2 separate regions of the Homo sapiens genome follow, and region 2 is linked to region 1. The links are chromatin loops, found by intact Hi-C in ENCODE. Cell type or tissue: prostate gland. All regions are shown on one strand. Each heading gives the region's core, and the rest is flanking DNA. Links, peaks and the distances in the headings are about the cores only.

Region 1 (15,678 bases), core at 3,083-11,082:
CAAGTTGAGAACCATTTCATTTCTCCCTCTGTAAAAATGAGATGTGAGCATTATGGGTCACTAGGAAATCCCAACCCAGCAGGTGTTAAGGGGGCACTATCTACTAGAAGAAAAACGTGATGCCCCACTAGTTTTCCTGATTGAAATGGAAGGGGATTTGATTTAAAGGCTACAATAGGAGAGTTTGAAACCCCTACCATTTAGACTTTTTCTTTACTCCAAGGGAAAAGGTCTTTAATCAAGGTAGGGTTAAAAACTGACAGTGTAACGCCGGTGTTGACAAGGACTTTGGTATCTTCCCCATTTATGAATATTTCTACTTCTCCTAAAGCATTAGATAGAAGTAGGAGGAAAGCCATCTCTATTCCCTCAGAACATCCCTATTCTGATTTTTGAATTGTTCTGGTGCCTTCCTTTGGGGTCTTTTGCCCCCTTTGTGTAAGCACCCATTTAAGTTTTTTGCATTCTTTTTTAAAATGTCCTTTCTTGGCTGGGCACAGTGGGGCACAGTGGCTCACGCCTGTAATCCTAGCACTTTGGAAGGCTGAGGAGGGTGGATTGCCTGAGCTCAGGAGTTCGAGACGAGCCTGGGCAACACAGTGAAACCCCATCTCTACTAAAATACAAAAAATTAGCCAGGCATGGCAGTGTGCGCCTGTAATCCCAGCTACTCGGGAGGCTGAGGCAAGAGAATCACTTGAACCCAGGAAGCAGAGGTTGCAGTGAGGCCAGACTGTGTGCCATTGCACTCCAGCCTGGGCAACAGAGTGAGACTCTGTCTCAACAACAACAACAACAACAAAAGTCCTTTCTTTTTGCAGTGGTGGCAAATTGCTTCCTCTTGGGGTAGCTTAGATCTCTGGGGACCATGGGACCCTTGCAAGCTCCCAACTTGGTTACTAAGTTGTTTTAGTTGTAAACTCATAATTTTGGAGACTGTTTCCTTTTCTTTCTTAATGATTGTTTGTGACAATTGGTCAGCTAAGGTAACTAGGTGGCTAGTAGGCAAGGAAGCCCAAGCCACATTGTTCCTCTTTATTAGGGTTGCTAACTCCTTATCTAAACCTTGAATAAACCCAAAATTTAGTAAGATGTCACTTCTACCACGTTCAAAGTTTTCAGGAGGTATTCCTGAAAACTGTTTGAATGTCTTTTCAAACCTGATATAAAAGTCAGGTACGGTTTCATTTGGGCGTATTTTACATTGTTGCACCTTTGCCCAATCTATGACCTTGGGGAATATCCGTGATACAGTTTCATGGAGGCAAATGCAAAGCTTCTCTGCATCTCTCTCTTCCAGTTGCATCTATTTTGTCAAAATCTTCTAAAGGCTATTTCTAATCTGCTGCTCTAAACCATTCTTCAGTTTTTTTTTTGGGGACCACTAACTCGATCAGCTGATACAGGTCAGAGAACCCCGGATCATAAGTCTAAAGCATTAATTGGAATTCCTTAGCAAATCCAAAGGGATCTTCACTCGGATTGGGGAATCCAGATACCAGGGCCTTTAACTCTGACTTGGTCCAGGGTTTATACATTATGTTAGGATCCCCTCTGCCTGTGGGTCTTACTCTAAAAGGAACAACTACAATGTTATTTTCTCCAGCTATTTCTGGTCCCTCTGTGGCTTGAAGCAAGAGAGTAGGGGAAGGAGGAGGAAAAATGAAATTGCCCAGAAAAGGAAGTTCAGAGAGAAGAGGGTCAAAAGGAGCAGAAGGAGAGACAGTTTCTGGAGCCTTCCTGATTTCAGAGGTGGCTTCTACTAATTTCTTTAATTCTGAGACAGTTTCGAAAAACTTTTAATTAACTTCCTGGAGGGAGGGAAGCTTATTATTCCCTCTTTTTGACAATTCTAGGTGCCAGCTAAAGTACAATTCCCATTCATTTTCTTTGATTTTGTAGCCTAATTTTTCTAATCTGGAGTGCAAGAAAATCAATTTAGGGATATCAAAAGTTCCCCATTTTGGAAACTTAGACCTAGGTCATTTTTAGTAAGATCTGCCCATTTACATAAATACTTGGAAGTAAAGAGGCCACAATTATTACACCTAAACCCAGCTGGGTGCCCATAGGGGGCCACTCTTCTTGCCTTTCCTCTTGTTTTGGAGGGTTTATTTTCCTTTTTTTTTTTTTTTTTTTTTTGGAACTTGGCCAGGCCCAGTGGCTCATGCCTTCAATCCCAGCACTTTGGGAGGCTGAGACGGGCAGATCACTTGAGATCAGGAGTTCCAGACCAGCCTTGTCAACATGGCAAAACCCCGTCTCTACTAAAAATACCAAAATTAACGGGGAATGGTGGCAATGCCTGTAATCTCAGCTACTTGGGAGGCTGAGGAGTATCACCTGAACCCAGAAGGCAGAGGTTGCAGTGGGCCAAGGTCATACCACTGCACTCCAGGCTGGGTGACAGAGTGAGATATTGGCTCAAAAAATAAAAAATAAAATAAACAAAAGAAAACTGACCTGTGCCTAAGGTTTTGTGTGGTGGACTGATATGTGCTGCTTGTGGGCAGGACTCCACTGTGTGTCACCACTGAGTCGTTTCCACCCTCTTACGTGTCTCAGTTTATCTCTTCAGAGGTCTGTCACCTCTGAGTGGGATTAAAAGGCTGGGCGATCAGCCCTTACATACATTTCCTGGACAAGCCTTTTTAAATTAATATTTGTTGGGAGTTTCCTATAGGGCTGCTGCAAGTCATGGGCTGGTCAACCCCCCAGACACTCCCACAAGGCCCCCAGTCACCCTGAGGTGACTTTCGGCTGGGAGGAGCAAAATGCCCTTTCTCTTTGGAGCTGAGGAACTCAGTCTGTCATTTACTTATGAAAAATAACTGTTCAGTTCCACACGCAGAGCACCCACAAGCCAATTGAGATTAATTTTGAGAGAAAAGGCAATGGATAAAGACCCTTTTGAATGCACCACTGAAACTAAAATTAAGGTTTTAACCAACTTTCTAGGAGAAAAGAGAGAGACAGAGAGAGAGAAAAACAGCTCAGGATAAATCAAGGACCATCAACCAAAATGGGAGGTCCAGGGCTCAGGAGGACTTACCAGTCCCACCAGAGGAGAAGCTCAAACTCAGTGAGGTTTCAGTGAGCCCCTGCTGGTACCTTAGCTCCAGTTTCAGGCAACTCCTTCAGGGTCCTGAGTCTTCTCAGAGGCCCCATGTTGGGCGCCAGATTACTGTCGATGAAAAGAGTCAAACTCTCTAAAATCTTTGAAGAGGTTTATTCTGAGCCAAATATGAGTGACCATGACCAATGACATAGCCCTCAGGAGATTCTGAGAACATGAGCTCAAGGTGGTCGGAGTAAAGCTTGGTTTTACATATTTTAGGAAGGCATGAGTCATCAATCAAATACATTTAAGAAATACATTGGTTTGGTTCAGGAAGGCAGGACAACTCAAAGCAGGGGCTTCCAGGCTATAGGTAAATTTAAACATTTTCTGGTTGACAATTGGTTGAGTTTATCTGAAGACCTGGGATCAATAGAAAGGAATGTTCAGGTTAACCTGAAGGATGTGGAGACCAAGTTTGTGCAAAGGAATCTCAGATAGCAGGCTTCAGAGAGAAAGTAGGTTATAAAATGTTTCTTAATAGCCCTAAAAGAGTGCCTGGATCTTAGTTGATTATCTCTTAGATCTGGAAAGAAAGGAAGGTAAACAAAGGGGAAAAGGATTCTCTATAGAATGTGAATTTTTTCCCACAAGAGACTTTGCAGGGCAATTTCAAGGTATGGCAAGGAAATATAATTTTGGGGTTAAATATTTTTTCCTTGTCTCATAATGTTATTCCAAAGTCAGACTGGAAAGTAAGTCATGATGTATAGGGTCAAATAAAACACATTTGATAAGAATTTATGGGGTGTAGGGCATGACTCCCTAGACCCCTTAGGTAGGAATTTGGGCAAGATAAAAAAATCAGAGCTTAGTCCTCAGATCAAATTTTAGGAAAGAGAACACAGGGACAACTGAGGAACAAGAAATAGATCCCCAGACCCTAGTGAAGTGCATATCCAAGTGGAAAGACCTCTATGGTGGCGTCTGTATATAAATACACATATGGGGATTTGTTTACACATATAGATAATAAATACATGCATACGCAAATGAGACTTGGTGCTCAACTTTAAAAAAAACTCATGGGTGAGCTATCCAAGCATCTTGGAGACCACAAGCAGCCTCCAAGAGCAGCGTCTAAGGCAGTCACCCTTGGTCTCCACATTTTTTTATTTCATCACCTCTCCTCTCTGCTCTTGGCCCCTTGGATTTCCCCTATACCCTCTCCAGCTCCACTCCTGCCTTTGTTCCTTTTTTTTTTTTTTTTCCTTCTGAGATGGAGTCTCACTCTGGCCCAGGCTGGAGTGGAATGCCTTGATCTCTGCTCACTGCAACCTCCGCCTCTTGGGTTCAAGCGATTCTCCTGCCTCAGCCTCCTAAGTAGTTGGGATTACAGGCATCTGCCACCACACCCGGCTAATTTTTGTATTTTTAGTAGAGACGGGATACCACCATGTTGCCCAGGCTGATCTGAAACTCCTGACCTCAAGTGATTGGCCTGCCTGGGCCTCCCAAACTGCTGGGATTACAGGCGTGAGCCACCGTGCCCAGCCTGCCTTTGCTCTTTGTTCATGTTGTTCCCCCATTAGGTGGCATGGTGGGATAATCACCTCTAAATACTCACCAATGCTGTTTCTCCAGCATATTCTTTTACTCTTTGCCATCTCCCCCATTCAGCTGGGCTGTCCTGGATTCATTGCTGCAGGAAGGGATGGGGAGGTTGGCACCAAGCAGAGGACAGGGAGCTTCTTTCTTCTTTCTTTCTTTCTTCTTCTTTCTTCTTCTTTCTTCTTCTTCTTCTTTCTTCTTTTCTTCTTCTTCTTTTCTTCTTCTTCTTTCTTCTTCTTTTCTTCTTCTTTTCTTCTTCTTTTCTTCTTCTTCTTTTCTTTTCTTCTTCTTCTTTTCTTCTTCTTATTCCTCTTCTTCTCCTTCTCCTCCTCCTCCTCCTCCTTCTCCTCCTCCTCCTCCTCCTTCTTCTTCTTCAAGACAGAGTCTTGCTCTGTTACCCAGGCTGGAGTGCAGTGGCATGATCTCAGCTCACTGCAACCTCTGTCTCTCAAGTTCAAGCAATTCTCCTGCCTCAGCCTCCCAAGTAGCTGGGACTACAGGCACATGCCGCCACGCCCAACTAATTTTTTGTATTTTTAGTAGAGACGGGTTTCACCATGTTAGCCAGGATGGTCTTGATCTCCTGACCTCGTGATCCACCCACTTCAGCCTCCCAAAGTGCTGGGATTACAGGCATGAGCCACCGTGCCTGGCCTGCTTTTGACTTTCATAAGCTTCAGTGAGACCTCAGGACATAGAAAGCAGATTCGACAGAAACCACCCACAGTAAGCAGGAAGCTTCTCCCTCCCCTGACTGCCTGGGGGGTGGAGGTGGTGGGGGAAGGTAGGAAGAGAATCTGGGGGCCTTACTCAGTGTTCTTACCTTTAAAAAGAATAATGAGGAGAACAGTCTAGGAGTTTCTCAAAAGGTTAAACATAGTTACCATACGAGCCAGAATTTCCACTCCTACATATATACCTGGGAAAACTGAAAACATATGTCTCCCCAAAACTTGTATATGAAATTTTATAGCAGCATTATTCATAATTGCAAAAGAGTGCAAACAACCCAACTGTCCATCAGTTGAGGAATGTGAAACACAATGTGGTATATCCATACATAGGAATATTATTCAGACATGAAAGGAGTGACGTATGATGCCTACATAACATGAATGAGCCCTGAAAATATTGCATTACATGAAAGAAGTCAGTCACAAAACAGCACATATTATTTGCTCTCATTCATACGAAACGTTCAGATTAAGTGAAGTCATAGGGAACAGAAAGTAGGTTGGTGGGCCAGACATGGTAGGTAGCTCATGCCTTTAATCCGAGCACTCTGCGAGGCCAAGACAGGCAAATCCCTTGAGCCCAAAAGTTTGAGACCAGCCTAGGAAACATGGTGAAATCTCATCTCTACAAAACACAAAAATTAGCTGGGTGTTCTGGCACATGCCTGTGGACACAGCTACTTCGGAGGCTGAGGTGAGAGCAGCACTTGAGCTCGGGGGTCAAAGCTGCAGTGAGCCATAATTGCACCATTGCACTCCAGCCTGGGCAACAGAGAGAGACTTTGAGAAAGAAAGAAGGAAGGAAGGAAGGCAGGCAGGCAGGAAGGAAGGAAGGAAAGAAAGAGAGAGAGAGTGGAGGGAGGTAGGAGGAAAGGAGGGAGGGAAAGAAGGAAGAAAGAAAGAAAAGAAAAAGAAAGAAGAAAGAAAAAGAAAGAAAGAAAAAAAGAAAAAAGAAAGATTGATTAGTGGTTTTCTGGGGGTAGGAAGGAGGGGGCGGGAAGTGAGTGCAAATGGGTAAGGGGCTTTTTGGAGGGGGTATTAAAATGCTCTAAAACGTACTCTGGTGATGGTTGCAGACACCTGTGACCACACTAAAAACCGCTGAGTTGTGAGTTTTAAGTGGGTGAATTGTATGGTATGTGAATTATATCTCAATTAAGCTGTTATATCAAAAAGAAAAAAAAGGGGGGCAGGTACTGGAATGGTGAAGTGCAGGCACCCTGTGGCCGGGCTTCCTGGGTGCCCCCCGGTTGCCGCATGTCAGCTTACATGCATGCTTACATGTCAGCGTGTAAGCCCTGGCACCAGTGTCCTCATCTGTAAAACGGATATGCTAATAGACCCTGCTCACATAACTTTGAATAAAAAGCTGGGTGGCATTTGTAATGTACCTAAAACAGTGCCCGGCAGGCAAGTTTGTTAAAAGTTTTTTTTCAAATGAAGCGTTTAGGTAAAATGACCTGAGGCTTGGTAATCTGCCACCAAAACTAAACTCAGCTTTAGAGCCCGGGCGGCCTGTGACTGTCTTGAGTGCTTCCTGTGAAGAAGGAATGAATTTTCCCGGGTTCTGACAGGTGCATGCAGTTCAGATATTCACCAGCAGAGGGCGCCGCATACCAAATACCGCGCAGGGGCCGGTTCCTCCCTGCCTAAGAAGTGCTCTGTGGAGCACTTGTCTGCCCCTCGAGCCTCCAAACGCCCTGGGCGCTCTCGGACCGGACGCTCCTTGCCCACCCACTCCCGGGGCTGGCCTGCTCTTTCTCACCGTGGCCCTTGAGCCCTTTGGCCGAAAGGCTAGTATTTTGCCTCTATCCTGCTCAAAGCCTGGTCTTCAGGGCTGCTTCTGCAATCTGCAGGCTCATCCTCCCTCTCTCTGTCCAGGCTCCACCTGGCTACCCGGGACTGGCTGGAGAGAGACTGGCACTTTCAGACTGGAGCCAGACCACTCCATGTCATTGGACCCCAGGCCCATGACTTGGGCACTTGATACCAAGAGATGAGCTAAAGCCAGACTTCAGATTCCACTTAAACTTGCTGAATGCCCGCTCTTTGCTCTCTTAGACTGGCTCATCCGACCTCACCACGGTGCTTTGAGGTTGGTGCGTCACTCCCATTTTGCACATGAGAAATTGGGGCTCAGAGACATTAAATGACCTGTCTGGGACCACACAGTTGATGGGCAGTCAGGTCTAACTCAGACATTCTGACTCCAAGCCTAATGTTGAGCCCCAATTTTAATTTTCATCTCCTTCTTTCTGTCTCAAGGAAATCCAGAGTTTTAGGATTGGAATGTATCTTTTTTTTTTTTTAGACCGAGTTTTGCTCTTGTCGCCCAGGCTGGAGTGCAATGGCGCGATCTTGGCTCACTGCAACCTCCACCTCCCAGGTTCAAGTGATTCTCCTGCCTCAGCCTCCCGAGTAGCTGGGATTGCAGGCATGCACCACCATGCCTGGCTAATTTTATATTTTTAGTAGAGACGGGATTTCTCCATGTTGGTCAGGCTGGTCTCCAACTCCTGACCTCAGGTGATCCGCCCACCTCAGCCTCACAAAGTGCTGGGATTACAGGTGGGAGCCACTGCGCCCAGCTGATTGGGATGTATCTTAAACTCCACTTCCCATCCAGGTACTCAATGCCTCAGCCAGCCCTGAGTGGGGAGGTACAACCTTTGCTTGGAGACATTTCTGCCTGGCTTCCTCCTGCTTAACTTTCAGGTCTCAGCTTAAACATGGTGGGGACTACTCAGAACCCCAGAATTGATATGAAGATTATTTTAATTTATTACTAAGATTATATGAAGACATTTGAGAGTCAACAGATGCAGAAAGAAGCCCTTTTGGAACTTCCCTTATCTGACTAAAAGCAGCAACTTCTGGGAAACAAAGCTGCCAGAAATTCCTTCTTCATGGGTGGGCCTATTCCCAGGATAGAGACCAAGAGGAAACCTACCAAAAATCCCCACTCTGGGGGAGTTCCATGGGCGTGAAGAAAATGGAAAGACCACTCACTTCTGCATAAACAATCACAAACTTTTCTATTTCCCGTTTGTTCTCCTATAAACCCTTTTGTCCTTTCTAAAGAAACCCATTTGTTCTTCCCATAGAAGCTTTTTCTTCCTGCTCCCTTTTCCTTGCTATGTTAGATACAGATGCCCCTTGACTTACAATGGGGTTATGTCCCAGTAAGCCCATCTGTATTAGTCAGGGTTCTCTAGAGGGACAGAACTAATAGAATATATATATACACACACACATAAAGGGGAGTTTATTAAGGAGTATTAAACTCACATGTTCACAAGGTCCTGCAATAGGCTGTCTGTAAGCTAAGGAGCAAGGAAGCCAGTCAGAGTCCCAAAGCTGAAGAACTTGAAGTTCGATGTTCGAGGGCAGGAAGCATCCAGCATGGGAGGAAGATATAAGCTGAGAGGCTAAGCCAGTCTGATCTTTTCATGTTTTTCTGCCTGCTTTATATCCTGGCCGCAGTGGCAGCTGATTAGATGGTGCCCACCCAGATTAAGGGTGGCTCTGCCCTTCCCAGGTCACTGACTCAAATGTTAATCTCTTTTGGCAAAACGCTCACAGACACACCCAATACTTTGTATCCTTGAATCCAATCAAGTTGACACTCAGTATTAACCATCGCAAGTCCACCCTTTGTCAACTTGAACCCATACACATCTCCTGAGATCATACACAATCTTCAAATAAAGACAGTAATAAGGTCAGAATTATGCCTAACATGATACAACTATCCTTCGTACGACCAGAAATGCACCAATCCCCAGCCCAAATGCTATTACATAAAGTTAGCCATGCTTAAATGCTGATATGAAGTCAATAAATCTTATGTCACATGATAAAGGAAAAAGGAGGTAGGGGAAGGTGCCTCATACCTGTAATCCTAGCACTTGGGAGACTGAGGTGGGTGGATCACCTGAGGTCGGGAGTTTGAGACAGCTGGGCCAACATAGTGAAACCCCATCTCTACTAAAAATACAAACATTAGCTGGGGGTGGTGGTGCACATCTGTAATCCCAGCTATTCAGGAGGCTGAGGCATGAGAATCGGTTGAACCTGGGAGGCGGGGGTTGCAGTGAGCTGAGATCATGCTACTGCATTCCAGCCTGGGCAACAGAGTGAGACTCAGTCTCAAAAAAAAAAAAAAAAAGGAAATAAAATGAAGATATTTTCTTAGTACAAGTGTATACATGCATAAACATGCTTTTAACAAAAAAAGGAGAAAATACTCATGACAATTACAGTCCTTGTTTCTGCAGCTGGTCATGTGGTCATAGCTGGTATTGATGACTACCTTCTTCTACTACTCATTCTGTATTCCCTTTGCCTTCAGCAAGCACCTCAGCAGCTCATGTTTGTTTTTGTTTTTGTTTTTTTTCCTGGTGGAGTGACCCAAACTTTAATTCCTGAAGGGTCTGGATCATTTGTAGTCCTGCCTGGATTGGGCTGTTGTAGTTTCCCATTGACCTTAATCACAGGGCATAGTAATACTATGAGACACCCTAATGGATCTCTATATTCCATGCATACTCTTCCTTACCTCCATTGTGTAATAGTAGACTGATTTCATCTTGATTGTCTAGGTCAATCACCCCAGCCAACACTGTAACTTTCTTCTTAGCCTGTTGACTTAAAAGTAGGAGTAGCCCAAAGTGTCCAGGTGGCAATCTTAACTTCCAGCTTAATGGAATCGTTGTTGTGTCTCCTGGTGGCACCATTCCTCCCTCTGGAACTAAGACCTCTAGGCGAACAGAACATAATGTCACTGGGTCAGGAAAGAAAAATTTTGCTAATGGATCACTAGGGGTGATGGTGAGTGGTGCTACTTCCACTTCCACCCCTTGATTCCTGGATGTGTGAATCCTGGCTATGGGAGAAATAATACCATATATTGGACGCTGACTCAGAGCATACATGGCCTTCTGGAAAACTTTGCCCCAGGCCTGCAAAGTATTGTCACCTAGTTGGCATTGTAATTGTGACTTCAAATGGCCATTCCACCATTCTATCAATCCAGCTGCTTCAGGATGATGGGGAACATGCTAAGACCAGTGAATTCCATAAGCATGAGCCCACTGCTGCACCTCTTTAGCCATAAAGTGAGTGCCTTGGTCAGAGGCAATGCTGTTGGAATATCATGATGTTTGTTAAGGCATTCCGTGAGTCCACGGATGGTAGTCTTGGAAGAAGCATTGTATGCAGGATAGGCAAACCCATATCTGTCCATATCTGGAGTAAGCATCTATTCCAGTGAGGACAAACCTCTGCCCTTTCTGTAATAGAAGAGGTCCAGTACAATCAACCTGCCACCAAGTAGCTGAATGATCATCCCAAGGAATGGTGCCATATTGAGGGCTCAGTGTTGGTGTCTGCTGATGGCAAATTGGGCACTTAGTAGTGGCTGTAGCCAGGTCAGCCTTAGTGAGTGGGAGTCCATGTTGCTGAGTCCATGCATAACCTCCATCCCTGCCACAATAGCCACTTTGTTCATGGGCCCATTGGGCAATGACAGGGGTGGCTGGGGAAAGAGGCTGAGTGGTGTCCACCTCTGCTGAGGTCACTCGTTGGTGAGCACTCACATGGGATACAAATAGCTTCACAGTTTTTAACCACTCAGAGAGGTCCATCACATGCCTCTTCCCCAAATTTCTTTGTCACCAATTTTCTGATCATGCTTCTTCCAAGTCCCTGACCATCCAGCCAAACCATTGGCTATAGCCTATGAATCAGTATGTAATCACATATCTGGCAATTTCTCCTTCCATGCAGAGTGCACAACCAGTGCACTGCTTGAAGTTCTGCCCACTGGGAAGATTTCCCTTCACTTCACCGCTGTCCTTCAGGGATGTCCTAAAAAGGAGCTGTAGCGCTGCAGCTGTCCACTTTTGGGTGGTGCCTGCATATCAGGCAGAACCATTTGTGAACCAGGCCCTAGTCTTCTCTTCCTCTGTCAGCTGACCATAGGGAACGCCCCATGAGGCCATTGGTGCAGGCTGGGGGAGAGAAGGCAGGGTGGCAGGAATGGAGACCATGGGCATTTGAGCCACTTCCTCATGTAACTTAATTGTGCCTTCAGCCAGGGCTTGTGCTCGAGCCCAGTTACGTATATAACACTTCCATTTGATGATGTTATGCTGCTGTACACAACCCACTTTATGGCTAGATGGGTCAGAAAGCATCCACTTCATGATATGCAGTTCAGGTCGAACGGTAACTTGATGACCCATAGTCAAATGTTCAGTTTCCAGCAAAGCCCAGTAACAGGCCAAGAGCTTCTCTGAAAAGGAGAGTAGTCATCTGCAGAAGATGGCGGAGCTTTGCTTCAAAATCCTAGACGCCTCCACTATGATTCATCTATGGGAGCCTGCCAAAAGTGCCAAACAGCGTCTCTATCTGCCATTGACACCTCAAGCACCGTTGCATCTGCTGGGTCATATGGCCCAAGTGGCAGAGCAGCTTTCACAGCATCCTGGATCTGTTGCAGAGGCTTCTTCTGTTCTGGACCCCACTCAAAACTGACAGCCTTTCTAGTCACTTGATAAATGGGCCAGAGTAACACACCCAAATGAGGAACATGTTGCCTCCAAAATCCAAACAGGCCCACTAGGCATTGTGCCTCTTTCTTGGTTGTAGAAAGGGCCAAATACAGCAACTTATCCTTTACCTTAGAAGGAATATCTTGACAGGCCCCGTACCACTTGGCCCCTAGAAATTTTATTGAGGTAGAAAGTCCCTGAATTTTAGTCAGATTTATTTCCCATCATTTTGTGTACAAATGTCTCACCAATAAGTCCAGTGTGTTTGCTACTTCTTGCTCATTGGATCCAATAAGCATAATGTCATCAATGTCATCAATGACCAGTGCGATATCTTATGGAAGTGAAAAACAATCAAGGTCTCTCTGAATAAGATTATGACACAAAGCCATAGAGTTGATATACCCCTGAGGTAGGACAGTAAAGGTATATTGCTGGCCTTGCCAGCTGAAGGCAAATTGTTTCTGGTGGGCCTTATCAACAAGAATGGAGAAAAAACATTTGCTGAGTCAATGGCTGCATACCAGGTACCAGGAGATTGTTAATTTGCTCAAGCAATAAAACCACATCTGGTACAGCAGCTGCAATTGGAGTCACCACTTGGTTAAGCTTCCAATAATTCACTGTCATTCTCCAAGATCCATTTGTCTTCTGCACAGGTCAAATGGGATGGCTGAAAGGGGATGTGGTGGAAATCACCACCCCTGCATCTTTCAAGTCCTTGATGGTGGCACTAATCTCTGAAATTCCTCCAGGGATGCAATATTGTTTTTGATTTATTACTTTTTTTTTTTGAAATCCCTCCAGTGATGCAATATTGTTTTTGATTTATTACTTTTTTTTTTTTTTTGAAGGAGTCTGGCACTGTCGCCCAGGCTGGAGTGCAGTGGTGCAATCTCTACTCACTGCAACCTCCGCCTCCCAGGTTCAAGCAATTCAACTGCCTCAGCCTCCTAAGTAGCTGGGATTACAGGCACCCGCCACCACACCTGGCTAATTTTTTGTATTTTTAGTAAAGACAGGGCTTCACAATGTTGGCCAGGCTGGTCTTGAACTCCTGACCACGTGAGCCGCCTGCCTTGGCCTCCCAAAGTGCTGGGATTATAGGCGTGAGCCACTGCGCCCAGCCAATTTACTGTTTTTTTAGGTACAGTCAGCTATAATGGCTTCCATTTGGCCTTTCCCACCATAATAGCCCTCACCCTACTAGTCAGGGAGCCAGTGTGGGGGTTCTGCCAGCTGCTAAGTATGTCTATGCCAATTACGCCTTCTGGCACTGGGGAACTGACCACAAGATGAGTCCAGGGACACACTGGACCCACTGTAAGTCTGACCTGAGCTAAACCTCTATTAATTACCTTACCTCCATAAGGCCCTACTTTAACTGGAGTACCACAATGACATTTTGGTTCCCTGGAATCAATGTCAGCTCAGAGCCAGTGTCCAATAGTCCCCGAAGTGTCTGATCATTCCCCTTTCCCTAATGCACAGTTACCTTGGTAAAAGGCTGGAGGTCTCCTTGGGGGAGGATGGGAGAAAGATTAACAGCATAAATTGTCGATAATGTAGTGGGGCCCTTCCTCAAGGGGACCCAGCCTTCCCATTCATTCAAGGGGTTTTGGGTCTGTAAAGTGGCTCAAGTCTGGAAATTGATTGAGGGGCCATGATTCTCTGTTTTTATAATTCAAATTAGTCTTTTGTCCATTTGACCTGGAAGTTTTCTGCTTATATAAATTAAGTAGGAATGCAGTAGGCTTTCTATCAATTTCACTTCTAGGAACACCATAATTAATTAGCCAGTGCCACATGAGTGAGAATATTCTGATTGCTGCTTTGCCTTTGCTGTCCATTACGGTAGCGATGCCCACTTTGCCTTTAACAGTTGAGTGCCTCCACCTGGCCTCTGCCACCTCGGGATCCAATTATTCCTATTGCATTTAAATTTTGTAGTTGAGTGCCTGTGATTCCCACTGTTAGATCTGACGTACAGAGAAGAGCAATTACAGGGATCTTCAAAAATGCAGCTGGTGCCCTCACAAATCTATTTTGTAAAACATTGGTCAAGGACATACCTTCTGGACCCTCCCAGCTGGGATGAGTAGGTCTAAAGTGACTAATCCTCTCCACCATACCAATCTCCCTAAGCCTTTGGATCCTTTCCTCTACATCAGACCAAGGGAGATCAGGCATTTCCAGCTCACTCACAGTGGGCCATCTTTTAATCCGTATTTTAGCTAACCAAGCAAATAACCTATTAGAACCTTTTTTTTAAACTCCCCAAGCTGCAGCATTAAATGCAGAAACCCTACTTAGTGGGCCCAAATCAATAAATTCAGCCTGATCCAACTCTTTGTTCCTTCCACCATTTCCCACACCCTTAATATCCATTCCCATGCCTGTCCTCCAGATTTCTGCTTATATAAATCAGAAAACTCAAGCAGTTCTTTTTGAGTGTAGCACACTTCCTCATGGGTCACACTCTCAACCTCATCTCTAGGGGCCCGACAGGACTTAGACTAGTCTAGTTATAGGTCTAGAAGCAGACAGGGGTGTTGAGGGTGGCTCCTGAGGAGAATCAATATTATCATAATCAACCTGGCAACTGCCTCAAGAGAGGCCATTACTGTTGCCTCAAGCAGCGCAGGGTTTATCTCCTCAAAGGTGGAAAGGCTGATGGCAGCGTGCGTTGTGGAGGGGATGTTGCCACTACTGGGGATGGGGAAACTGTTTCTTTTGGCAAAAAAGTTGCATCAGAGTTTATAAACTCAGTGTCCCCAGCTTCATCAGGGTCCTCCCACACGTCCCCATTCCAAGTTGCAGGGTCCTATTCTTTTCCAGTCAATGCCCTCCCTTTAACAATAGACGCCTGGCAAGGCTGTGCATGCACCTTTCATTGCAGGTCAACCACTCGCATGATAAGAGTGTCTGTTTTCCACAATTTCAGCTCTTTCTCAAAAAAACAAAAAAACTCACAATATTTTATTATGTAGGCTTATCTCTTCATTCAACAAATATTTTTTGAAAGTCTACTGTGTGCCAAGCACTGTTTTAAGCATTGAAGAAAAAGCCAGACAAGGTCCTTATCCTCACAAAGCTGACCTTCTAGTGGGAAAGAAATATATGATAAAGCAATACTTTGGCTCTTGGATATACCATAATTTATACTAACCTTATTTTTTTTATATTTATACTGGTTTCATATTTGATAGCAGAGACTCTGTCAGAAAGATCAGAGCTAAAATCCAAACTTGCCCACATACGGTGTGTCTTTGATGAGTTACTCAATCCCCTTATGCCTCAGTTTCCTCATTTTAAATATAAGTATAAAATTAGCATTGATCTCGTTGAGCTTTTCTGATGATAAAATGAGATAATACATGCAAAACACTCAGCACAAATTAACTGTTATTATTATTGCAGTGAGTGTACACAAATCTTTGTGCCCACATTTAGTAATTTCTGTAGGAAAAATTCCTAGAAGTAGAATGAGTGAGTCAAAGTTAGCAATTTTTTTTCTTTTTTTGAGATGGAGTCTAGCTCTGTCGCTGAGGCTGTAGTGCAGTGGCACAATCCTGGCTCACTGCAACCTCTACCTCCCAGGTTCAAGTGATTCTCCTGCCTCAGCCTCCTGAGTAGCTGGGATTACAGGCGCCCACCACCACACCTGGCTAATTTTTTGTATTTTTAGTAGAAACAGGGTTTCACCATGTTGGTCAGGCTG
Region 2 (15,678 bases), core at 4,913-12,912, 260 kb after region 1:
ATAAAGACAGTTAGCCAAGTGTGGTGGTACGTGCCTGCAGTCCCAGTTACCCAGAAGGCTGAGGTGGGAGGATCACCTGAGCCCAGGAGGTTGAGGTTAAAGTGAGCCGTGATCGCATCACAGCATTGTAACCTGGGTGACAGAGTGAGACCGTCTCAAAAAAACAAACAAAACAAAGATGTAACCTGGGCTCAGCAGAGCTTAGCTGAAAGTAATACACTCCAAATTAGGAGTTCTAGCCCAAGCTAGGCAATGATATGGGGCAGGGTGAGGCAGAGGAGGATGACAGAGAAAACGTGAACCTGGAAATGGTGCTAGACAAACGTCCGAGTTTCTCCCAACACAGAAGGCTGTTTGTTAACCAGCTCTTCTCTAGCACAGGCAGAGATGTACAAAATGGCTTAAACAAAAGAAAATTAAAGTTAGTCATAATCAAGAACAATAGCTGAACTTGTTGAGCAAATCCCTAAAGCTCCCTTTTAAAAAGCAAACCCCTCTTGAAAAGGGGATCAAAACCTGGATCTAGCATATGTGCACCAAGTACAGAGGGTTAGTAGTTTAAAAAGTTCATAAAAGCTTTCGTATTCAGTTCTTCTCTTGGAGATTCACAACTTTATTAACACACTAAAGGCTCTAAAAAGACACCAGCTTAAATTTGTTTCAAAGAAAATACACCAACTGGGGGAGTGGGGAAATATTTAGCACACTATTAACATGACCAGGCCCTACCCCAACTTTTCCTTTGATTCCTGTTTGGGAAGTGGTAAGCAAAAATACAGGTGGGTACATGAGTAAGGAGAAATCACAAAAGCTATCTGGTAAATCCTACTAGGAAAACAATAGGTTCAGATCTTTCATTCTGTAACCCCTTTTCTGCCTCAGATCTCTGCATGTGCTGTGCCCTCTACTTAGCTGTAGAGTGTATATGATGCCACTTCTCTAAAAACTAGGAAGAGACTACTGTGTGTAAATAGTAATGTATGTTTACATGTACAGCAGAGGTAGCTGTGGATGATGATGCTCCTGTTAACACTGGTTACCCCAAGAAGGTAGAATGGGGCAGGTAGTAAAAGAATACAGTAACTTTTTCTGCATACAACTCTTTTTCTAGGCCATGTGTGTTATTTTTACAACTTAAAAAAAAAATAGAAAAAAGAATAAAGTGAATGTTCTGGCTTTTGACCTTTATCAACACACACACTGCCAGGAAGTGAGCAGGCCCCTACGAACCCTTGAGTTTTCTGGTGCCAGTCAGCATGGATGAGGTTGGAGGTGTGTATGACAACCCGGAGGCCTTCTTCATAGAGCAGCAGCATCATTTTCCTTTAAAAACAGCAAAGGATCAAAAAGCATTAATAGTACTTTCAAAATATGTAATACCTTTCCAATGCAAATGTAATACATAGCTAAAGGAATTTTTTTAAACTCTCATATTACCCAAACTTAACATTTATAATCTTCCCTTCTATACATTACCATGATGAAAGTCTGCCTAAGTGATAGGATGAAAACCTTTCAGAAAGGTTGAGTATTTGGTGGTAAAAGAACTTTCAACCCTAGTGCCAGTCCTGGCACTTCACATCCCTCCAGCCTGGCCCCTTATTATCTATTCAGCATTACCTGTTACTACTAGGGACCGTTGGAACCTTCTGGTCTGGTGTTTGAGATTCAAAGTATGGTCAACAACCTCTTGCTGCATCATGGCTGGCATTTTTTAAACAACTAAAATAGCATAAATTGGTATACTGTATATATTTAATTACTGGTTCATGAAATTTTGTTTTGGCACAAAGGTATGTTAGTGCACAATACACTGAAATGTAAAGTGTATTTCTTATTATGAGTTGAAATTTTAAGAAGTTTAAAAGATGCTTCATTACCATTAGTGGTTTTTTGTATCCATAGATGCCACACTTGTCAAAAGTGTGTTATCTGGGCTTGGGGTAAGTCTTGCCTATTCTTCATTAACCCAAATCAGACTTAGTGGGGTCCACTCTTTTTCCATGTGACCTCCCCAGGCCTCTAGTCGAACACATTTCTCTTATTTTAATTGCAGTGAGAGAGAGGGAATAGGATATAGATAAAAGCTTTCCATTTGAAGTCTGAAGACCTGAGCTCCAGACTTTGTCATTTAGAAGCCCTTTGACCCTAGGTAAGCCATTCAATGTCCCCGAGCCTCAGTTTTCCACTTGTATCTCTAAGGATCAACCCCACTTCAGGACTATTGTGAGTGAAATGCAAAAATACATTTTGCTGCCAGGCACGGTGGCTCATGCCTGTAATCCCAGCACTTTGGGAGGCTGAGGCTGGCAGATCACCTGAGGTTAGGAGTTTGAGACCAGGCTTGCCAACATGGTGAAACCCATCTCCACTAAAAATATAAAAATTAGCTAGGTGTGGTCGTGGGCACCTGTAATCACAGCTACTAAGCAGGCTGAGGCAGGTGAATCAGTTGAAGCTGGGAGGCGGAGGTTGCAGTGAGCCGAGACTGCACCACTGCACTCCAGCCTGGGTGACAGAGTGAAACTCTGTCTCAAAAAAAAAAAAAAATTGTTAAATGTGAAACACTCTCACCTGTACATTCCTATTACTCCTTTGGTACACAGCTTTATTTTCTCATCTAATAATGGATGATTTTTATCTCCCTGTTGTTTTCAATAGGATTATTTCAATATTTCAGGAATCTAAGTTCTCTCTCTCCAACTAAAGTGTCACTTCTCATGGCTGTAACTCTGTCTTGACTTATTTTATCATTTCTATTGAGGCCAAAATGCTACTTAATACTTACTGATGAAACTCAATTCACACATGGCAAAAAAAAGTGAACCACTGGCTCTCTCCAAATAAACAACATGAACATTATCTGGGCAGGATGAAATTATCATAAAAAGATAAGAAAAAGGGTACGAGAAGAGACAAGAGAATGAGATATTTAGCTCTTGCCAAAACGAGAAATTAACCCAAGCTGGCAAACAGTAAATTAATGCAAAGCTGGAGAAATGACAGCTGCTGTGCCATCTTCTTTCCATTTGTGAAATGTGCTCCCTGAAATCTGGGCAAATTTACATACACAGTTGCCAAATCAGCAGCTGATTGTAATTAAGAATAAGTCAGTTATGGATTCATGATAGAACGTTTACAAATATTTCCATTAGTCAAGACATCGATTATCAGGCAAATCACACACTAATGTCAATGAATGCTATCAAATAGAATTATGAACTTGAGAGTAGCCATATTCATCTTTTCATAGACAAAATGGTAGTGTTAATAAGGTCACAGTTAAAAATGGATAGAAAAGGGTGAGGAATGAGATCTCCCTTGAAGAATGCTGACCTGCCATACTGTCTGCTAAGCTGTGAGGCAGCAAAAGGGACCCAACCCAAATGCGCAGCTATTCCTGCAAAGGGGGAAGAGAACTAACATATGGCAAGCACCTCTCTACCAGGTGCCATCCTAGAAGCTCTGTCGTATGTTACCACACCAAGTCTTCACAGCAATACAGAAGAGGAGTTATTCTCATTCTACAATTGTGGAATCTACAGCTGGACATTTAACAGGGATTATCCAAGGTCACAAAGTGGGCCAGCGGAAGAGCTTGTTGGGATCACAAATGCCAGATGCCAGGGCACTCCTTTCACCACACATGGTTTCACAGGGCTGGTGGCAGCAACGGTGAACACTTCATGCTACTGGTACAGGGGTAGGTGAGGTGGGGGGAGACATGGCCTTGGTGGGAAAGAGGACTAAATGATGCATGGTGGGGGCCTGACTACAGATCTTAGTGGAAAGAGGCATGCCTCGCCCATCCTGTGGTTTGCTACTGGCCACCACCTGGATCTGGATATTTGACATTCAGCTGCTTTGGCTTTCTCTTTCCCCTCTATCGATTCTTGGAGCCATAAGAATTAACTCTGCTCCCAGCTCTAGAGGAAACCAAAGAGCTTTCCCATTCTAAAACACTGTGAGACAGACCACGGGATTGCATGGCATCCAACCAAAACTGGACAGAGCAGGGCTTGTGTGCCAAAGTGTATGCAGTCTCAAAGACTGCCTCGTTCACTGTTTCTAGCTCTACCCTGTGAGGTGGGGAAGGCAGTTTACCCTCCATCACTATGATCTGGAAGGTGATTCTCCTTTTCTAATTCACATGTTTGTCTTGCTTCTCTCACCAAAGAAAAAGCTGTAAGAATAAAAACTCTATATCCTCTTGAGCTGTGTCAAGAACATAAGAAGTATTTAATTCTTAAAACATTTTAAAAATACGCTAGGTGCGGTGGCTCACGCCTGTAATCCCGGCACTTTGGGAGGCCGAGGCGGGTGGATCACCTGAGGTCAGGAGTTCGAGACCAGCCTGGCCAGCATGGTGAAACCCCATCTCTACTAAAAATACAAAAATTAGCTGGACGTGGTGGCACACGCCTGTAGTCCCAGCAACTCAGGAGGCTGAGGCAAGAGAATTGCTTGAACCTGGGAGGCGGAGGTTGTAACGAGCTGAGATTGCGCCATTGTACTCCAGCCTGGGCAACAGAGCGAGACTGTCTCAACAAAAAAAAAATTTTTTTTTAAATAAGCAACTAAAAGTAATTTCAAGACACGAGCTCAATCTTCTACAAGATAATGTCATTTCAACAAAATGTAAACTACAGATACTTAATTGGGAAAAGTTCAACTGTAATTACTTTCCTAGGCATTTTCTTTTGTTTTCGAGACAGGGTCTCACTCTGTCACCCAAACTGGAGTGCAGTGGCATGATCTTGGCTCGCCACAACCTCCGCCTTGCAGGCTCAAGCGATTCTCCTGCCTCAGCCTCCCATGTAGCTGGGATTATAGGCATGTCCCACTACTGCCCGGCTAATTTTTATATTTTTAGTAGAGATGGGGTTTCACCATGTTGGCCAGATTGGTCTCGAACTCCTGATCTCAAATAATCCACCCACCTTGGCCTCCCAAAGTGCTGGGATTACAGGCATGAGCCACAGCGCCCAGCCTCCTAGGCATTTTAAACTCTGAATTAAGAGCTCTTGGCCAGGCATGGTAGCTCACACCTGTAATCCCAACACTTGGGGAGGCAGAGGAGGGTGGATCACCTGAGGTCAGGAGTTTGAGACCAGCCTGGCAAACATGGTGAAACCCCGTCTCTAATAAAAATATAAAAGTTAGCCAGGTGTGGTGGCAGTGGCCTGTAACCCCAGCTACTTGGGAGGCTGAGGCAGGAGAATCGTTTGAACCCAGGAGATGGAGGTTGCAGTGAGCCAAGATTGTGCCACTGCACTCCAGGCTGGGCAACAGAGCGAGACTCTGTCTAAAAAAAAAAAAAAAAAAAAAAAAAAAAGAGCTCTGTTGAGTTTAACCTGCAAAGTATGTGTGTAGGAGCGAGGGGGTAGTGGTGAATGGACCAAAGGAAATAATAAGGTAAATTTTAGCAATGAGCAAACAAGAACAAATTTAAAGCTAAAGTTAATGCCAGCACAGGGGCTCATGCCTGTAATCCCAGCACTTTGAGAGGCTAAGGCAGGAGGTCTGTTTGAGTCCAGGAGTTCGAGATCAGCCTGGGTCACAAAGTGAGACCCCTGTCTCTACAAAAAAATTAGCCAGGCATGGTGGCGTGTGCCTGTAGTCCCAGCTGCTCGGGAGGCTGAGGTGGGAGGATTGCTTAAGCCCAGGAGTTGGAGGCTGCAGTGAGCTGTGATCATGCCACTGCACTCCAGTCTGGGCAACAGAGTGAGACCACATCTTGAAAAATTGTGTGTATATATTAATTAAAGTTAGAATAAATAGGTTCTATTCCTGTCTCCACTACTGGCCCAAGGAAAAATCACATACCTAAACCTGGGCCTCAGTTTCCTGATCTATAAAATTAAAAGGAAAGACCAAATAATTTTTATAAGAGCATTAAATAAAAGAATAGCTCCCCCAGGCTCAGTTAAGCATCGCTGTGCTAGATCCTAGGTGGGCCTACCATGCTCAGTCTCTCCTAAGAATAACCGTGTAATGGACAAATGACAATGCTTGAGGGGTTCCCCTATTTCACAAAAAGTGCTTACGTGTGGTGTGTTCCAAACGCAATATCCAACTTTGCCTAGGATGAAAAAGAAGTCATTTATTTAAAAACAACTCACTAATATCCATATCTACTGGAAATTACATTAGAAAGCAATCAGGTCAACTTTTTTTTTTAAAACTATTTTTACTGATCTCTACCAGGCAAGCCCTTGAATAACAAGACAGCTTTTATAATAGCATCTGGGGACGCTCATTAAAAAAAAAAAAAAAAAAAACACAAATTTTGTTACCCAGAATGATTATACACTACAGAATATATACTACATTTTTAATTACAGTAATTAGGACTGAGAAGCCTAAATTCTTTAGTTGACAAAAAACTAGTAAAACAAGTGAGTCTCTATGCAAAGTTTTAGATATTTGGCTTATACAGAAATTAATGGTACACAGTTTTCAGAGCATATTTAAAAGAAACACTGAAGGCCAGGTGCGGTGGCTCACGCCTGTAATCCCAGCACTTTGGGAGGCTGAGGCGGGCACATCACGAAGTCAGGAGATGGAGACCATCCTGGCTAACGCAGTGGAACCCCGTTTCTACTAAAAATATGAAAAAATTTGCCAGGCGTGGTGGCCAGCGCCTGTAGTCCCAGCTACTTAGGAGGCTGAGGCAGGAGAATGGCGTGAACCCAGGAGGCAGAGCTTGCAGTGAGCTGAGATAGCGCCACTGCACTCCAGCCTGGGTGACAGAGCGAGACTCCGTCTCCAAAAACAAAAAAAGAAACACTGAAAGTGGTGGCAACATAAAGACTTAGGATGTTAAATTAAAATAGAAATGTTCTTATATTAGCATAGCAAGTGCTGAAAATAAAAACATATGAAATCCATTTTCATGTTATAAAATGACACCTTTACAAACTAATGGAGGGTATGTATATAGAAAACATGTTATCTAATACCCACTAATGCCAGATCTTGGTTAAGCAGAATATGTCACAAGATGCAGATTATGAAAGAGTTTAAATAACCGTAAAAGTTTCACAATTAGGAACGCAGTACATGGGCTCAAATCCTGCCTTCACAACTTTGTATGACTCTGGAAAATACATCTAACTCTATGCCTCAGCTTTCTCCTCTTTAAAACGGTACCATTCTGAGATCCAGAGTTGTCAGGAACGAGATCACATATGTAAAATGCTGAGCAACGGGGGCCTGCATGCAATAGGCACTCTATAATCGTGGCAATCACTACTGCAACCTCTCCCCACTACCTACCCCAGCCTCCTTACCACATGACATGGGTGAAACTTTGCTGGGGGCAGTAATGGGCGACTGGAATACACAGGTGAGTTACAACACAGCTCCTGTTTGGAATGGAGATGCTCACAGACCAGCATGCATCTGTGCATTCTGGCCACAGAAGAAAGTGCAGGGAACTCTATTTCATGTTTTCAAAATTACCAAATGAGAAGGAAGACTGCCACTCTATAAACTGATATTTAGCTGAGAAAGAACAATGGTCAAGAGACCTGGCTTTTGTTTCGTTTGCTAAAAGTTACATGCTTCTGGGTAAGTCTAAGCACAAAAAACAAGGATAATAGCTTCAATAGATATTGTTTACTGGGTGCTGTTTTTGGGCTAGTGCACCAAGTCCTTTAGTAAACTCTAGGATGAACAGCATTAGCAATCAATTTCAAAGATAAAGAAATTAGGTGACAAGCCAGTGACAAGCCCAGAATAAGTGTTGTAGACTAAACACTTCTGTCCCCCACCAAATTCATATGTTGAAGCCCCAACTTCCAATGTGACTATTTGCAGAGAGGGACTTTATGGAGGTAATTAAGGTTAAATGAGGTCATAAGGGTGGGATCCTGATCCAACAGGACTGCTGTCCTTATACAAGAGCTACCAGACAGCCTATGTGTCTGTCTTCCTCCCTCTCCCTCATGAGGACACCGTGAGAACGTGGCCATCTATAAGCTGGCAAGAGAGCCCTCACCTGGAACTGAACTGACTGGCACCTTGATCCTGAATTCCCAGCTTCCAGAACTGTGAGAAATAAGTGTCTGTTGTTTCAGCGACCCAAGTCCAAGAAAAGTCACCCAGGTAATTTTGTTATAGCACCCAAGCAGACTAATACACACACGTAGAGCCGGGACTGAGCCCAGGCAATGTGACTCTGACCACCACAAGGTCTCAATGTCTGCCCTTAGGTCCCACATTTGCAAAATGGGAGAGGGTCAGCAGCCACCGATTCTCTGACTAATGTGTCTCAGTTTCAATGACTCACGTTGCTAGAAAAAGACTTTATCTTACAGACAAGGTATAAAGGTGCTTCAAGAGATCAGGAGGACACAATCCTGTACGTCAGCCTAGAGTTGGGAGCTTCTTCACAGCTCTTTCCAAGAGGTTTGGAAGAAGTGGCTCACTATGCCCTCTGGTGGCCAGCCTGGAACACACTATCAAGCACAGGAACCACTCTCCTAAACGAGCACAGGTAGGTAATATTTGAAAAAGACTTTATTTCCATTCATTTAGTCACTGGTTTTCAGGATTTCTGTGTCAGTTTACTTTCTGCCCACTATAAGGTTTGATGGGAGCTATCCTACTGCAGTATAACCTCTTATGTTGCTGGAAATAGAAGCAAAACAATGGAATTTTGGCAACTGCGAAGCAAAGGCACATCTATGGGCATGAGATGAGCCCATGTTGGATAGAAGGCATTTTTAAAATGACAACTCTATAAAGTGCAGTGGGTTAAATCATAAGGAAAATGTTGTGAGGTATGTTTAAACTAACAAGATTGAGCTCTTGTACTGTATTAATCTTAAAAAAATACAAAGATATCATATATAGTTGGAAAAAGAGTGATACAATATGAGTTGGAATTCTTACATCTTTGTGGATGGGGAAAAAAGACACTAGAAGGAAAATGAGAAAAAAAATCCAGAAAGGATGTAATTCACTCTGTCTCTGTACTTGCAGAGCAGAAATCTTTTGCCAATTTCACTAAGCTAACGATAAGGAAAGAAAAGGGCTATAAAAAGCATCTTTCGTGTTTTCTCATAACAAACGAATACAGCCAAAAGAAATAGGAAAAGGTGACTATTACACCAGCTACTTCATAATCACCATTTCTATAGGAAGTAGTTATCATAAATGTGAGAAATTCTTCTGTATTCCTTGTTTTCCTTTCTACTTTGCATGTTTCTTGCTCAAAATGCGCCACGTGTAATAGAAGATCTTTTTAGATGATGAGTCTAAAGAAATGGATCCTAATGAAAGTCCAAGACTCACTGGCCACATTGTATGCTAACTGCAAAGTATTAGGACAAAATTATGGGAATATATAAAGAAACTGGGCAATAACCGTTTCTTGGCCTTTGATATGGTTTGGGTCTATGTCCCCACCCAAATCTCATCTCAAATTATAATCCCCAATGTTGGAGGAGGGGCCTGGTAGGAGGTGATTGGATCATGGGGGTGGACTTCCTCCTTGCTGTTCTCGTGATAGAGAGTTCTCATGATATCTGGTTGTTTGATAAAAGTGTGTAGCTCTTCCCCCTCTCTTCCCTCTTGCTCCGGCCAAGTAAGATGTGCCTGCTTCCTCTTCACCTTCTGTCACAATTGAAAGTTTCCTGAGGCCTCCTCAGCCATGCTTCATGTACAGCCTGCAGAACCGTGAGCCAATTAAGCCCCTCTTCTTTATAAATTACCCAGTCTCAGGTATGTCTTCATAGCGGTGCAAGAACAAACTAACATAGCTTTCTTTTCTGCTTTGCTTTGGTCCTAGCAAACCAAGTGGATATGCCTGTTACAAGACCACTTAATGTCTCCACATTGGACTTAGATCATACACAGCATACGACTCACATAGTTTCCTAACAGTTTTTTAATCTATGGGTCTCTCCTGTTTAGACCTTAGATGCAACTCATGTGAAAAAAAAAGAACTACAGTTGAAGGACTACCGTTGAAGTGTCAATGGCAGCTAATATAAGTTACATAAGGTGTCACAAAAAACTACAAGTTTTAAGTTGCACTCACAGGATACTCACAAAAAGAAACCCACAGCCACTGAACTACATCCAGAGGACCTATTCAGTGTTGAAACCCAGGTTTCAACAGGCATACTGACAAGCTACATGCAACCAGGGGAGCACTAGCAGGTTGCGGAAAGACTCAGAATCCATACTACATTGAGTAAAACTGAAGAAAGAGAATGTTTGAATTAAAGAGAGAAAACGAAGGGAGACAGGACAGATCACTTTAGATATATGAATCACTGACATGTGTAAGATGAAAGACTTACTTATTCTGTGTGGCTCCAGAAGGGGAAAATTAAGACCAATGAGTAGAAATTAGTAAGAAGACTTCAGGCCCACAAAAAGAAAAACCTTTCCAACCCTGAGGAGTACTATGAATGGGATGCTCTATCTCAGGAAGTGTTTAAGCTGAGGCTAGACAAATATCTATTGATGACTGATGCTGGAGAGAGGATTTCTGCACTAAGTGAGAGGGTGGACTAAATGTCTAAGTTTCCTTCTAACTCAGACTACGCGTGCTCTCCAACGGCAGTAAGTGGCTTACCTGGCAGAGAGAGATGTTCTCGTAAGGCTTGGCCTGGGCATGGAGGTGAGCCTTAGCCTCTCGCTTATCACCATGCACAAGCAGGATTGGCTTCTTCCTAAAAAGAGAGCATTAGTATTTAATATACATCATTCATGGCCAGGCTCAGTGGCTCACACCTGTAATCCCGGCACCTTGGGAGGCCGAGGCAGGTGGACTACCTGAGGTCAGGAGTTCGAGACCAGACTGGCCAACATGGTGAAACCCCGTCTCTACTAATACAAAAATTAGACAAGGCATGGTTGTGCGTGCCTGTAATCCCAGCTACTCTGGGGCTGAGGCATGAGAATCGCTTGAACCTGGGAGGTGAAGGTTGCAGTGAGCCGAGATTGAGCCACTGCACTCCAGCCTGGGTGCCAGAGCAAGACTCTGTCTCAAAAATAAATAAATAAATAAATAAATTAATTAAAATACATCATTCATGAAGCTGGACTCGCCTCATTAAGGAATGCTAGCTTCCTTATCACTCGATATGTTTCCGGCCTTTGTAGTTGAATGAAGACAGGGCTAACACAGAGCAGTGAAAAGCTAATGTTCATTTACCAGATACCTTTATAATGGGGCTACATGGCCTGATTCTGCAGCTCTGTTGTAATACAGAGGGGTAATGACTCAAGAAAGTCCTTGAATAATTATCTTCTTTGGCCCAAAACGGCACATAAGTAGTTCTGTGTTAAAATATTTAAGTCCAAATAAATTAAAGATATATAATAATTATTATATAATATAGTGCTTTTTGCTTTTTCTTTTGGACCACACGGTGGATTCATTTCACACCACATCTATATTCACCAAACTCCTCCTGTGTGCTATGTACTGAGCTAGACCCAGGATACAACAGAGAACAGGCCCAGGCCAGGCCCACAGCATGACGCAGCTTCACTAATGGGTGGTTAGATTTCAATGAAACAGAGCCCAAGCTACGTTGAAAATGCTATATTTTTGAATTCCAAATATAATATAAAAACACTCTTCAAGAATACATTAAAAAGGCTTTTGAGGGATTCTTGTTCTGATTAACTCAAAGCAAGATAATCCTTAGAAATAAGTATATTTCGGCCAGGCGCGGTGGCTCACGCCTGTAATCCCAGCACTTTGGGAGGCCGAGGCGGGCAGATCACGAGGTCAGGAGATCGAGACCATCCCGGCTAAAACGGTGAAACCCCGTCTCTACTAAAAATACAAAAAATTAGCCGGGCGTAGTGGCGGGCGCCTGTAGTCCCAGCTACTTGGGAGGCTGAGGCAGGAGAATGGCGTGAACCCGGGAGGCGGAGCTTGCAGTGAGCCGAGATCCCGCCACTGCACTCCAGCCTGGGCGACAGAGCGAGACTCCGCCTCAAAAAAAAAAAAAAAAAAGAAATAAGTATATTTCTACAAGCTCTCCCAACACAACAAAAATTGGATATAAGCAATCAAGAAAGATAAACAACCGACCCACTTCCACATTTATCAATCACACTGCAGAATGATTCTCTACCATTCACAAAGGAACAACAATCAACTAGAGAGAAACATCTATTTCCAGTACTAATACCTCACTACCTCTTGCCCAATAGCTTTATTCTAACATGACAGGTAAAATGAAACTATGAAACACGCACCTGTGATTTTTAGAAATTAGGTAAGAAAAACAGAATAATGTAAGAAACACACGTGCATCTAGCACCTAGAAATAAAAAATGTTAGATCAAGTCATGTTATTAAAAAGATTAAATATGACTGATAGAAACTGAAGTCCTCATTAATTCTTTCAAATTTATTGGTTCTACGACTTATTACAAAAAGATGGCACCTGAACAATAGCATACTGAGGTATAAATCCTTATGATCTGAATTTTTCTACATACAAATTCTGGATGTTACTTAAACTTACCATTTAGGTCACTCCTCATCCTTCTAAGGCTCGTAATAGCCTTCCCAAGATGCATTTGGCAATAAGGGGATGCAGGGAGAAGGAGGACACTTTCGTCCCTTTAGTTACTGAGAGTCCAGTGGATACTGTATTAGTGTGCCAGGGCCTCCAAAACAAAGCACCACAAACTGGGAGGCTTAGACAACAGCAATATATTGTCTCACAGGTCTGGAGGCGAGAAGTCCAAGATCAAGGTGCTGGCAGGATTGGTTCCTGAGGCTGTGAGGCACATCTGTTCCAAGCCTCTCTCCCAGCTTCTAGGAGCTTGGCTTGTAAATGGCGTTCTGTGTCTTTACATGGTCTTATCTCTGTCTCTGCACCCAAATTTCTCTTTTTATAAGGACACTAGTCATACTGGATTAATGTCCATCCTAATGCCTTCATTTTATCTTGATTACCTTTGTAAGGGCTCTATCTCCAAATAAGATCACATTCTGAGGTACTGAGGCTTAGGATTCCAACAGATCTTTTTTGGGGGTGAGATAATTTAACTCATAACAGATACAAAGGAACTGCAGTCTGCACTTTGCCAACACTCTAATGGGGTGACAGTTTGATTTCAAGGTCTTTAAGAAAAGGGAGGAAGAACAGAAAATGCCAATGTGACACCCAAGGATACTACTGCGAGGAGGAGCCAAGGCAGAAACTGCTTGTTGCCTCCAGACAGCCATTCTCTCCTCCTTCCCTAACAAAAGGCTAATTCAGGAAAAGGTGTGCTAAGCTAAAAGACATTTCTAGCCTCTTTTACAGCTGGTTAGCATGCAGCTGAGCTCTGCTCAATGAAATAGATGCAGGTGTTGTGTGGGACTTCCAGGAAGGCTGCTTAGATGGGCATAGCTAGAATGTGGGCCTTTTTGTCCTTTTCCTCCTTTCCCCTTCCTGCTACCTGGAATAGATGAGTAAGCTGGAGCTCTAGCTGCCATACTGGGCCACGAGGTGACTCTGAAAACTGAAGTCACATACAAGGATGGTGGAACAGAAAGGGTAGGTGGATAAGTCTCTGAGAACCCTGGTGCCCCCATCTAGACCATAAATGTTTACCATCTGAATGTGTCACGCTGGAAACAATTTGTCTTATTTAAGCCATTGTTATTTTGAATATTCTTTTACATGCAGCTAAAACTAATTCTGTGTGTTACAGGTCAAAAAAAAAAAAAAAAGCCCCAAGTGCCAAAGCTGCTTGAAAAATTTTAACAGCATTTTATCTACTGTTAATGTCAAAGGTTTCCACAATCTGATGCCCTAAATGTACCAAGAATTTTGAGGACCCTGACAATCATTATTTCTTGTGTGTTTTCCTCCATCCTACTTGCTGTTATGGGAATCTGCCCCGTAAATGTGTTAGAAATAGGGAAGGGTGGCACCTGTGTGATGCCCTATTTGGTCTGTATTGCCTAACATGAGGCTGATGAAGTGCAGGCAGAAGGCCTAAAAATCCATCACCTCCAGAGCCTAGATAAGGGAAGGCCACAGATAAGCCTCCTTTCCTCATCTCAGAAACACAAAGGGATCCTCAAAACAGAACAGAATTGATGTGCTACGGAAAGCATGGCACGTTGGCGGCATGTTGGCACATTCACAGATCTAGAAGGTATGTGGAGATGGTATTTTCCTTCATATTAAGACTGGACATGAAATTCTGTTATTTGAGTTAAAGCCTGTCCTTATCTACTTCCTGAAAGAGCACAGAGGAAAATGCTAAAATCCGTAAAAAGAATGTGTAGGATTAAATAGATCAAAGAATGCTGTTTTCCGGATATAACTTAATGTCTGTGTGATTTCAACAGTTTCAAAAGAAAAACTCAAAAGATGAGTGGCTTTCACCTGAGAAATACAAATCTTAGGTGTCAAAGCCCCTTTACAGTTTATAGTGTTGTCTGTCACCCTGAGGAACTCACCTGAACTCTGGTGGATACTGTTTTACGAGCCAGTCCACGTCAAAGCAGTAGTTAAACTAGATGGGAGAAAAGAAGAGTAACTAAGCCATAGGTAATTCTGCCAAACAGTTCATAAGGAGAATTGTTTAGTTATTACATTTAAGGAAACTCTAAAATAGTGATACACTACATGTATTATTTATAAACCTGGAGGGTTATGCTGCAATACTAACAAACCTATAATTTATCTTAAATGCATGGTTAAAAGAACCTAAATGGAGCCAAGTACATGAGATAACAGGTTCCCAGGAAATTATCTCTGCATGTTTTGGCAGCATCTGTACTTGTCCGCAGGGTGTTATTACATTATGTCTAATGGCCCTGAGATTAATTTAAATAAAAGGATTTATAAATTTATCCCTTTTCCCCTAGGTGATTATAAAAAGACAGATACTGGAGACAAAGATCCCAGGACTTTCAGAAAAGAACATTTCCTTTCAGGCTAACTTATTAGCTAGCTTTGTACACAGCCACCTGGGACCAGACATTCACTAGGCTTCTAACAATTACATCTTAAATGCAAGTTCTGTACTGGTCTTACCCGTGGAGGCTCCTCCCCATACCTGGGTAATCCTGGACTTAGTAACTCAGTCGAGCTAACAGGGCATTTGCAAATGCTCCCCACCTTCCAAATGGAAACCAGGACTTTCAATGCCAAACCAAACATAAAGGAAGCCTGCCTTTCTTCAGGGACAGGGCCCTTTGGACCACTTACTTGTGGGTCTGGACCATTACATGATTTATCAAGACAAAGGGACTAGCTCAGTCAGGAAGGAGCCACTGAACATGAAAATTCACATTTTTCTAAATTAAATCAAACTTGACTTGGCCTTCACCACTCTATCCATACCTCACCACTCTATGCACCAGAGTTAACTCAGTCCCATGAGTTAATCAGTATCCCCAAAAGAAGTGTCCCATTCTAGTCTTTCAAGCTGGAATGTCCAAAGTGACTTCTTGGCCAGCGGAGGCTGACTTGAGTCAAATGCTCTCCTGATAGTGACATCCCCATTCTATGTTGATGGCCATGGATCTCATTACTGTGGCACTTGAGCCAGCCTCCAGGTATGTGCCATCTCAGTCTTTGAACAGGACTGAGATCCCCAAACTATGCCTCTCATATTTTCTTATGGAGTTGTTTAATTACCTGTCTACTTTCACCCAAAGAAAAAACAGCTTAAAGGTATACTCACCTGAGC

Evidence for each region. A loop is a pair of places that touch in the nucleus more often than their neighbours do. Peaks named below come from ENCODE experiments on the same cell type or tissue, not always from the same donor. Only the 100,000 strongest peaks of a DNase experiment are listed, where the experiment ranks them.
Region 2: it touches region 1 in a loop (4-fold over the local background); 74 of 110 quality-filtered maps call a loop at or near these places.

The regions. Positions count from the first base shown.
Region 1 is chr14:90,226,857-90,242,534 of GRCh38, reverse strand. No RefSeq gene overlaps it. Among named protein-coding and RNA genes, the nearest start is that of PSMC1, 22 kb to the left of the region's middle. In prostate gland, for the core only: a CTCF peak has its summit at 7,006 (motif pointing right); a DNase peak (open chromatin) is centred at 6,994.
Region 2 is chr14:89,966,185-89,981,862 of GRCh38, reverse strand. It overlaps TDP1 (tyrosyl-DNA phosphodiesterase 1), which reads right to left. Exons shown (of 17, transcript NM_018319.4): 4 at 15,673-15,678; 5 at 14,441-14,496; 6 at 10,592-10,688; 7 at 6,048-6,082; 8 at 1,231-1,323. Among named protein-coding and RNA genes, the nearest start is that of TDP1, 18 kb to the right of the region's middle. In prostate gland, for the core only: a CTCF peak has its summit at 8,449 (motif pointing left); a DNase peak (open chromatin) is centred at 8,422.